Linked DNA regions of Homo sapiens: region 2 is linked to region 1. A link is an interaction called in ENCODE POLR2A ChIA-PET data of the cell type or tissue named here. Cell type or tissue: Panc1. All regions are shown on one strand. Each heading gives the region's core, and the rest is flanking DNA. Links, peaks and the distances in the headings are about the cores only.

Evidence for each region. Peaks named below come from ENCODE experiments on the same cell type or tissue, not always from the same donor. Only the 100,000 strongest peaks of a DNase experiment are listed, where the experiment ranks them.
Region 2: POLR2A ChIA-PET joins it to region 1 with 10 read pairs; 3 of 35 experiments call an interaction of 5 or more read pairs at or near these places.

What each region holds. Positions count from the first base shown.
Region 1 is chr1:8,274,675-8,279,615 of GRCh38, forward strand. The region is part of intron 1 of LINC03154 (long intergenic non-protein coding RNA 3154); the gene reads left to right. Among named protein-coding and RNA genes, the nearest start is that of LINC03154, 18 kb to the left of the region's middle. RefSeq lists an enhancer at 1,763-1,822. In Panc1, for the core only: no CTCF peak of the experiment used is centred there; no DNase peak of the experiment used is centred there; H3K27ac peaks cover 1,064 bases.
Region 2 is chr1:8,052,542-8,057,482 of GRCh38, forward strand. All of the region lies in intron 2 of ERRFI1-DT (ERRFI1 divergent transcript), which reads left to right. It also overlaps the pseudogene RPL7AP18. Among named protein-coding and RNA genes, the nearest start is that of ERRFI1-DT, 29 kb to the left of the region's middle. In Panc1, for the core only: no CTCF peak of the experiment used is centred there; no DNase peak of the experiment used is centred there; H3K27ac peaks cover 2,454 bases.

The DNA of each region.
Region 1 (4,941 bases), core at 1,081-3,580:
ACGCCAGGGACCTGGAAGAGTTGCCCAGGCAGTCGTTCTTGTCGGTTCCCAAGCTCATTACCCTCCTTAACTAAAGTCAATGGGACGAAACACCAGGCTTCTCCAAAGGCCCCTGAACATGAAGCCTACATATTTAAAATCTGTGACTGTAAAATAACTACACTGAGTCTTCTTCTTGTTCACAATGAATTGTCCATTTTCTCTCTTCTGATAAGTAATGCCTGGTTATCCAGTCCTTATATCCTGTGTCACAAAATGCTGCTGATCAAGGCTGGGCACGGTGGCTCACACCTGTAATCCCAGCGCTTTGGGAGGCTGAGCTGGGCAGATTTCTTGAGTCCAGGAGTTTGAGACCAGCCTGGGCAACATGGTGAAAGCCCCTCTCTACAGAAAATACAAAAATTAGCTGGGCATGGTGCATACCTGTAGTCTCAGCTACTTGGGAAGCTGAGGTGGGTGGATTACTTGAGCCTGGGAGGTGGAGGCTGCAGTGTGCCAAGATCCTGCCGTTGCACTTCAGCCTGGGAGACAGAGTGAGACCCTGTCTTCTTTTTTTTTGAGACAGAGTCTCTCTCTGTCACCCAGGCTGGAGTGCAGTGGCGCGATCTCGGCTCACTGCAAGCTCTGCCTCCCGGGTTCAAGCAATTCTCCTGCCTCAGCCTCCCAGGTAGCTGGGACTACAGGCGCCCGCCACCACGCCCGGCTAATTTTTTGTATTTTTAGTAGAGACAAGGTTTCACCGAGTTAGCCAGGATGGTCTCGATCTCCTGATCTCGTGATCCGCCCGCCTCAGCCTCCCAAAGTGCTGGGATTACAGGTGTGAGCCACCGCGCCAAGCCCCAAGACCCTGTCTTAAAAAAAAAAAAGGTGCTGATCTTGAACTCACTGATGATTTGTGGTGTGGGGGGTGAACAGCAGTAACCAAAAATTTCCCCGCCTAAAGTATCAGGTGTCACAGATAGCTTGGTGAGAAACGTGAGTGTCTGATGGTGGAAGATTTACTCCCATGAGGATTCAGGGGTCTTCATGTTTGTGAAATTTCTTTTCTTTCTTTTTTTTTTTTTTTTTTTTTTTTTGAGACAGAGTCTCACTCTCTTGCCCAGGCTGCAGGGCAGTGGCGCGATCACGGCTCACTGCAACCTCCACCTCCTAGGTTCAAGCGATTCTCTTGCCTCAGCCTCCTGAGTAGCTGGGATTACAGGCACGTGCCGCCATGCCCGGCTAATTTTTGTATTTTTAGTAGAGACGGGGTTTCACCATGTTGGCCAGGCTGCTCTTGAACTGCTGACCTCGTGATCCGCCCGCCTCGGCCTCCCGGAGTGCTGGGATTACAGGCATGAGCCACCGTGCCCGGCCTCATGTCTGTGAAATTTCTGGGGGTCTGGTGGTCTGGGGCATGCCAGGGTGCCCCCTCTGAAGTGAAGAGCCAACCACTGTACTTTTGGCCCCTGCCATCTGTAAGAAAGAATCCCGTGTTTGGGAGGTCGCTGGATTTTAGAGGCCACAGATGCCACATCTGGATGACACTTTCTGGCCAATTTACTGGGTAACCCCAAAAGCCACTAGCTTGGAGAGGGCCAACAGCCAGAGAAGGCGCTTCAGCTCAGCCAGGCTGCGATGCGGTGGCTCTGTCCTCAGCCTGTAAGGTCAAGCCTCACGCCATCGGCAGTCACTGGTCTCACCACGTGCACCAGCCCCCAGAGGCACTGGCGTTCGAGGATGCTGTGATGGTTAATTTTATGTGTCCATTTGGTCGAACGTGACTCTGGGTGTGTCTGTGCGGCTGTTTTAGATGAGACGAACACTAGAATTCGTAGGCTGTCTGCAACGTGGGAGCCCCCCGGAGCTTCCCCCTTGCACAGTTTCAGGCCTTCCTCATGGGGTGGGCCTCGGCCAATCAGTTGAACTCCTCCTGCCTGACTGTCTTGAGCTGAGACTTCAGTCTTTTTCCTTCCTGCAGACTCAAACAGAAACATCAGCTCTTCCTGGGTCTCGAGCCTGCCGGCTTTCACACTGCAGCTGCACCACCCGCCCTCCTGGTTCTCAGGCCTTCAGACACCGGCTGCAGCCACACCACCGGCCCTCCTGGGCCTCCAGCTTGCTGCCTGCAGACCTTGGGAGTTGTCAGCTCCATAATCATGGGAGCCAATTTCTCATTCAAAGAAATACACATACACACACCACACACACACAAACACACACACACCACACACAAACACATACACCACACACATACACCACACACATACACCCCCCACACACATACACCACACACACACCACACACACATACACACCACACACACACCACACAAACACAAACACACATAAACATACATACACATGTACACACATACACACACATGCACACCAACACATATACACATACACACACACCACGCCATACACACACCACACACACATACACACACCACACATACACACACACCACACACGTACACACACATATACACACACATGCACACCAACACATACACACATACACACACATGCACACCAACACATACACACATACACACGTGCAAACACACCACATGAACACATGCAGGTGCACACACACACACACATCTGTTTCTTTTTCTTTTAACGTTTTTTGAGACAAGGTCTCTGTTATTCAGGCTGGAGTGCAGTGGTGCAATCTTGGCTCACTGCAGCCTCGACCTCCTAGACTCAGGTGACCCTCCCACCTCAGCCTCCTGAGTAGCTGGGACCACAGGCATGTTCGAGACCAGCCCAGCCAACATGGTGAAACCCCATCTCTACTAAAAATACAAAAATTTTCCAGGCGTGGTGGTAGGCGCCTGTAATCCCAACTACTTGGGAGGCTGAGGCCGATGCATGAGAATCGCTTGAACCCAGGAGGCGGAGGTTGCTGTGAGCCGGGATCACACCACTGCACTCCAGCCTGGGCTCAAGCGATTCTCCTGCCTCGGCTCAAGCGATTCTCCTGCCTCAGCCTCCCAAGTAGCTGGGGACCACAGACATGTGCCACCGTGCCTGGGTAATTTTAATTTTTATTTTTTTTGTAGAGAGAGGGTCTTGCTATGGTGTGCAGTCTGGTCTCAAACTCCTCGGATCAAGTGATCCTCCCCTCTCAGTCTCCCAAAGTGCTGGGATTACAGGCGTGAGCTACCTTACCCAGCTCAATGCCCCCACTCCTTTTTTTTTTTTTTTTTTTTTTTTTTTGAGAAAAGGTCTCACTCTGTCAGCTAGGCTGGAATGTACGGCTCACTGCAACCTCTGCCTCCTGGACTCAAGTGATTCTCCCACCTCAGCCTCCTGAGTACCTGGAACCACAGGTGGACATTAACCTTGCCTGGCTAATTTTTTTCTTTTTCTTGCTTTTTCTGGAGATAGGGTTTTGCCATGTTGCCCAGGCTGCTTTCAAATTCATGGGCTCAAGCCATCTTCCCCCGTCAGTCCTCCAAAGTGCTGGGATTACAGGCGTGAGCCACCGTGCCTGGCCAAATTTACCTTTTAATCCATGGTTTGCCTCATATTGAGATGGGATTGTAATAGAACTAGAGGAAGGACAGGCTTTCCTCCAGACCCAGAACTGGAGACTGGATGCATTGGAGGCTTATAAAGTTTTTAAGGCAGGGGACAGTGGCTCCTGTAGTCCCAGCTACTTGGGGGCTGAGGCAGGAGGATCGCTTACACTCAGGAGTTCAAGGCTGCAATGAGTATGATCGCGCCATTGCACTCCAGCCTGGGTGACAAAGCGAGACCCTATCTCTTTTAAAACAGCAAAAAAGGAGGTCTATAAGGAAGCCTGTTTCCATTTGCATCTATAGTAGCTGCGTTCTGCTTGGGGCAGTTCTGAAATTATTTGTGTATGAAGCAGAACGCATGGTTGCTGGGCAGGCAGGGCCCAGATTGGAATGATGTTCTGTTTTGTTTTTTTTCTGAGCTGGAGGCTTGCTCTGTTGCCCAGGCTGGAGTGCAGTGGCGCAATCTCGGCTCACTGCAACCTCCGCCTCCTGGGTTCAAGCAATTCTACTGCCTCAGCCTCCCAAGTAGCTGAGATTACAAGAGCCCACCACCACACCCGCCTAATTTTTGTATTTTTAGTAGAGATGGGATTTCACCATGTTGGCCAGGCTGGTCTTGAACTCCTGACCTCAGGTGATCCGCCTCCCTCAGCCTCCCAAAGTGCTGGCATTACAGGCATGAGTCACCGGGCCCGGCCAGAATGATGTTCTTTCTGCTTACCTAGTGTTCATCCTTCTGTCTTCTGATGTAGCGCACCAATATTGGTCTGGAAATCCACTCCTTCACCCATGGGACACAGTCGTGATACAGCTGACCGTTAAAATGTCCCTCCTTGCCTGCCAAGAACTGGGTACATGACACACGTTCCATCTATCACATGCTCCCTCCCTAAAACTGGGATCCTTAGCAGAATCACACATCACTTCATCTTTCTGAGATGGAGTCTCACTCTGTCACCCAGGCTGGAGTGCAGTGGTGCGATCTTGGCTCACTGCAAGCTCCGCCTCCTGGGTTCACGCCATTCCCCTGCCTCAGCTTCCTGAGTAGCTGGGACTACAGGTGCCTGCCACCACGCCCAGCTAAGTTTTTGTATTTTTAGTAGAGACAGTGTTTCACCGTGTTGGCCAGGATGGTCTCAATCTCCTGACCTCATGATCTGCCTGCCTCAGCCTCCCAAAGTGCTGGGATTACAGGCATGAGCCACTGAGCCTGGCCCTTTTTTTTTCTTTTACCACACACCCTTATCATTTTTTTTTTTTTGGCAGTGAGAACACTTAAAATCTACTCTCTTGGCCGGGCGCAGTGGCTCACGCTTGTAATCCTAGCATTTTGGGAGGTCAAGGTGGGAGGACAACCTGAGATCAGGAGTTCAAGACCAGCCTGGCCAACATGGTGAAACTCCGTCTCTACTAAAAATACAAAAATTAGC
Region 2 (4,941 bases), core at 1,412-3,911, 220 kb before region 1:
GTGCAGTGGCACGATCTTGGCTCATTGCAACCTCTGCCTTCCAGGTTCAAGCAATTCTCCTGTCTCAGCCTCTGGTGTAGCTGGGACTACAGGCACTGGCCACCAGGCCCGGCTAATTTTTGTATTTTTAATAGAGATGTGGTTTCACCATATTGGTCAGGCTGGTCTCAAACTCCTGACCTCAGGTGATCCACCCACCTCAGCCTCCCAAAGTGCTGGGATTTCAGGCGTGAGCCACCGCACCCGGCCAATTTTTTATTTTTTTGTACAGACGAGGTCTCACTATGTTGCCCAGGCTGATCTTGAACTCCTGAGCTCAAGCAATCCTCCTGCCTCAGCCTCCCAAAGTGCTGGGATTACAGGCATGAGCCACGGCACCCAGCCCAAAAAAGTGCTTTAAGTAGTTTCATGGAGGCATAATTTACATACCATAAGATCCACTTGTTTTAAATCCACAATTCAAAGATTTTTAAATAAACTTGTAAAGTTGTGCAAATATCATCACAATCCAGTTGGAGAACATATCACCCCAAAAGATCCCCCATATCTGCATACATAATGAATTTTTTTAAGTTTCATTGAGGTATCTTCTTGTGGTTTTTATAAAAGATATTTTCTGGCTGGGCACTGTAATTCTAGCACTTTGGGAGGCCGAGATGGGTAGATCACCTGAGGTCAGGAGTTCGAGACCAGCCTGGCCAACATGGTGAAATCCCGTCTCTACCAAAACCACAAAAAATTAGCCAGGCGTGGTGTCATGCACCTGTAGTCCCAGCTACTCGGGAGGCTGAGGCAGGAGAATTGCTTGAACCCAGAAGGCAGAGGTTGCAGCGAGCTGAGATTGCACCACTGCACTCCAGCCTGGGTAACAGAACAGAGTGGGACTCCGTCTCAAAAAAAAAAAAAAAAAAAAAAAAAAGGTATTTTCTGCCTTGGGACCTTATTTGCTGGTCTCTTTGCCTCCAGCTTCTCATGGCTTACTTTGGCCCTTCAGTAATCTGCTCAAAACTTCCTTCTTCAAAGAAGCCTCTTCTGACCACCCTGTCTAAAATGGAAACTCTCATCTGCTTACACTTCATCCTGATCTTATGTCTGTTTGTGTGGTGTTGCTTTCCCCAGAAAGGACCATGAGAGCAGGAACTTTGTCTTGCATCTGATCATTACATCCCCAGGGCCTAGAACGGTGCCTGGGGTACAGAGGTGCCCAATAAATATGTGTTTAGTCAATGCAAGAATGAAGATAATTGGAGCATCGTCAATTTCCTTATCACTTTATTGCCAGTCTTTGCTTCTTTTAATTCACAATGTTTCTTTGAGTGAATGTCTTAGGGCTGCTTTAAGAATGTAAATTGGGTGGTTATTTTGACTTTTATGTCTGCTTTTCAATATTTCTACTTTTAATTTATTTCACTTACCTAAACCTCGATCTTCCTTCCAGGAAAGATAAATTTGGTTCATTCTAATCCTCTTTCTCCTCCAAATTGTGGTTTAGTAGTCTAACCTTCTTTTTGAAATTCTACACGTTTTATAGTTTTTACACTCTGTTTACTGATTGATAACTTGCTATTACTGGTTTTGCTTTTTATTGAGTTAATCTACTTATCTGTCTGCTTTCACATACTTTAAGCTGCCTATTTTATTCTGATTGTGATCAAAGCTGTCACTAGTGTTTATTGATTTTTTTCTGTTCTTTCTCTCTATTTTTACATTTCTACAACATGAAATTTGTACTCACTAGTCTTTCTTTTTTTTTTTTCTTGGCAGAGTCTCACTCTGTTGCTCAGGCTGGAGTGCAGTGACGTGATCTCAGCTTCTTGTGCTCAAGTGATCCTCCCACCTTAGCCTCCAAAGTAGCTGTGACCACTGGCGTGCCACCATACCCACCTAATTTTTGTATTTTTGGTAGAGATGACATTTTGCATTTTGCCATGTTGCCCAGGCTGGTCTCAAACTCCTGAGCTCTAGCAATTCACCTGCCTCAGCCTCCCAAAATGCTGGAACTACAGGTGTGAGCCATCGTGCCTGGCTTGTAGTCACTAATCTTTACGGATTATTTCACCTTTCTAGTTCTGAAAATCGTCTCCATTCACCTTTCAGAAATGTGAGCTTGGTACACTGTACCTGTGGGACTAGTAACCTTTCTCTTAGCTCTGAGGTCAAATCACTTTTATTTGGATATGTTTTCTGGGTTTTCTTTCTAAGTTTTTGTTTGAAAACTTAAGAAATGGATGTATGAATGTTTAGAGCCTTGGTTTCTGTTGTTTTCTTTTGTTCTTGTTTTTAAGAGTGTTCCTGAGAAAATTCCTATGCAGCCTAATAATGATACTAGGATTTCATTGAGAAAATTTTAATTTTAATTTTAGAAAAGTTACTTTTTCCGGTCGGATGCAGTGGCTTATGCCTGTAATCCCAGCACTTTGGGAGGCCGAGGCCGGTGGATCACTTGAGATCAGGAATTCCAGACCAGCCTGGCCAACATGGCGAAATCCCTTCTCTACTAAAAATACAAAAATCAGCTGGGTGTAGTGGTGGGTGCCTGTAGTCCCAGCTACTCAGGAGGCTGAGGCAGGAGAATCGCTTGAACCCAGGAGGTGGAGGTTGCAATCAGCCAAGATCACCCCATTGCATTCCAGCCTAGTTTCCACATTGCTGATCTTTCCTGATTACCCTGGTACCTTTGTTTAGCACAAATGGGTTTCTTGGATTCATTCTCTAAGTCTTGAATATCTCTTGCCTTGTTATAATCTATTTGTTTAATTTACAGGAGAGGGATTTGCTGTATGATAAGCACAGTTAATCCTTTGCTCTTGGCATCTATTTTGCCATTTTCAGCTTTTGTTGGGGTACAATTAAAAATTATTTACAGGTTTAGCAGAGTGTTTTTTCTTTTCTTTTTTCTTTTCTTTTCTTTTTTTTTTTTTTTTTTTGAGATGGAGTCTCGCTCTGTTGCCCAGGCTGGAGTGCAGTGGCATGATCTTGGCTCACTGCAACCTGTGCCTCCCAGACTGAAGAGATTCTCATGCTTCACCCTCCGGAGTAGCTGGGACTATAGGCTCCCGCTACCACACCTGGCTAATTTTTATATTTTTAGTAGAGATGGGGTTTCACCATGTTGCCAGGCTGGTCTCGAACTCCGGACCTCAAGTGATCCTGCCTCGGCCTCCCAAAGTGCTGGGATTACAGGTGTGAGCCACCGTGCCCGACCTCTTTTTCTTTTCTTCCTGTTTTTTTTTTTTTTTTTTTTTTGAGACAGGGTCTCCCTGTCACCCAGGCTGGAGTGCAGTGGTGTCATCATGGGTCACTGCAGCCTTGACCTCCTGAGCTCAGGCAATCCTCCCACCTCAGCCTCCCTAGTAGCTGGGACTACAGGCATGCACCACCATGCCCAGCTAATTAAAAAAAAATTTTTTTAGAGACAAGGTCTCACTGTGTTTTCCAGGCTGGTCTCGAACTCCTGGGCTCAAGTGATCTACCCCCCTCAACCTCCCAAAGTGCTGGGATTATAGGCGTGCACCACCACACCTGGCCTGGTGTTTTTTTTTCTATATTGAAAGGCATTGCTTTTGAAGTTATCTATTTTCTTTCATATCCTCAAGTAATCTGACATAACCCATTTGTGATGACTCATGAACCCAGAGAAGATGTGGCAATTTTACTGTTCTATGTATCTTCTGTTCTTTCTGGCTTGCTCTTACACTTGTAATGCATTTATGCATTCCACAAATACGTATTAAAAGCCTATTCCATTCCAGGTGCTTTTCTGGGTACTCAGCTCCATCAATGAGCAAATGAAGTTCCTGCTCTTAGGGCACTTACATTCTAGAGACGGATAATGTATCTGTTTATATACAAGACAGTAAGTAGACAAATGATTAAGGGAAAAAGGTGCAGTAAAGTTAGAAGACAGAGTGGGGCTAAATGGCCTATTTTATTTTATTTTTTTGAGATGGAGTCTCACTCTCTCACCCAGACTGGAGTGCAGTGGCACGATCTCGGCTCACTGCAGCATTTGCATCCCGGGTTCCAGTTATTCTCCTGCCTCAGCCTCCCAGGTAGCTGGGATTACAGGCACGCACCACCATGCCTGGCTAATTTTTGTATTTTTAGTAGAGATGGAGTTTCACCATGTTGGCTAGGCTGGTCTTGAACTCCTGGACCTCAGGTGATCCTTCTGCCTTGGCCTCCCAACAGTGCTGGGATTACAGGCATGAGGCGCTGTGCCTGGCCTGTAAAGGGGCTATTTTAGAGGGATGGTCACTGATATGGGGCTATTGAGCAGAGATCTGAATGAGGGTGAACAATGAGAAGACACAGGGGAAGAGTGTTTGAGGCCATGCAAAGGGCCTGAGGCAAGAGAGTGCTTCACTTGTTCAAGTGGAGCAAGGCTGGCCTTAGAGTGAGGGCCAGTGCTAGGAGATGCATTCAGAAAGGTGGACCCTGTCGAGCCACTGTCCCCTTGATTGTGATTTGCCAGCCACCTGGCCTTGTCACATTCCTGGAACACACCTGTCCTTGCTGTCTTGTGCCTTTTCTCTTTCTGTTCTCTAGAGTGCCAGTGTTCTTTCCGTGGCTGTTCTCATGGGTGCCTTCTCATTGTGCTTTTTACAGCAGTATATTTGTTTACATCTTTTTTTTTTTGGAAGGAAAATCTGTATTATTTTAATTATTTTTATATACTGAAAACTCAACAGTGTACATTTAATCCAGCTTGGTGGCAAGTTCTTTAGCCTTTGCCTTTTTGAGATTGGTAATGCGGGCCATAGACTTGGAAGCCAGGACATTGCCTCCCCAGTGACAGCAGATCTCGTCGTGTCTGTCTTTGTAATTGGTCCTGATAGCTTCCACCAGCTTAGCCAAAGCTCCTTTGTCTTCCGAGTTAACCCATGCGAAGGCAACAGTGGTGCAGGTCTTCCTGTAGACTAGACGTCCCAGTCTTGCCTT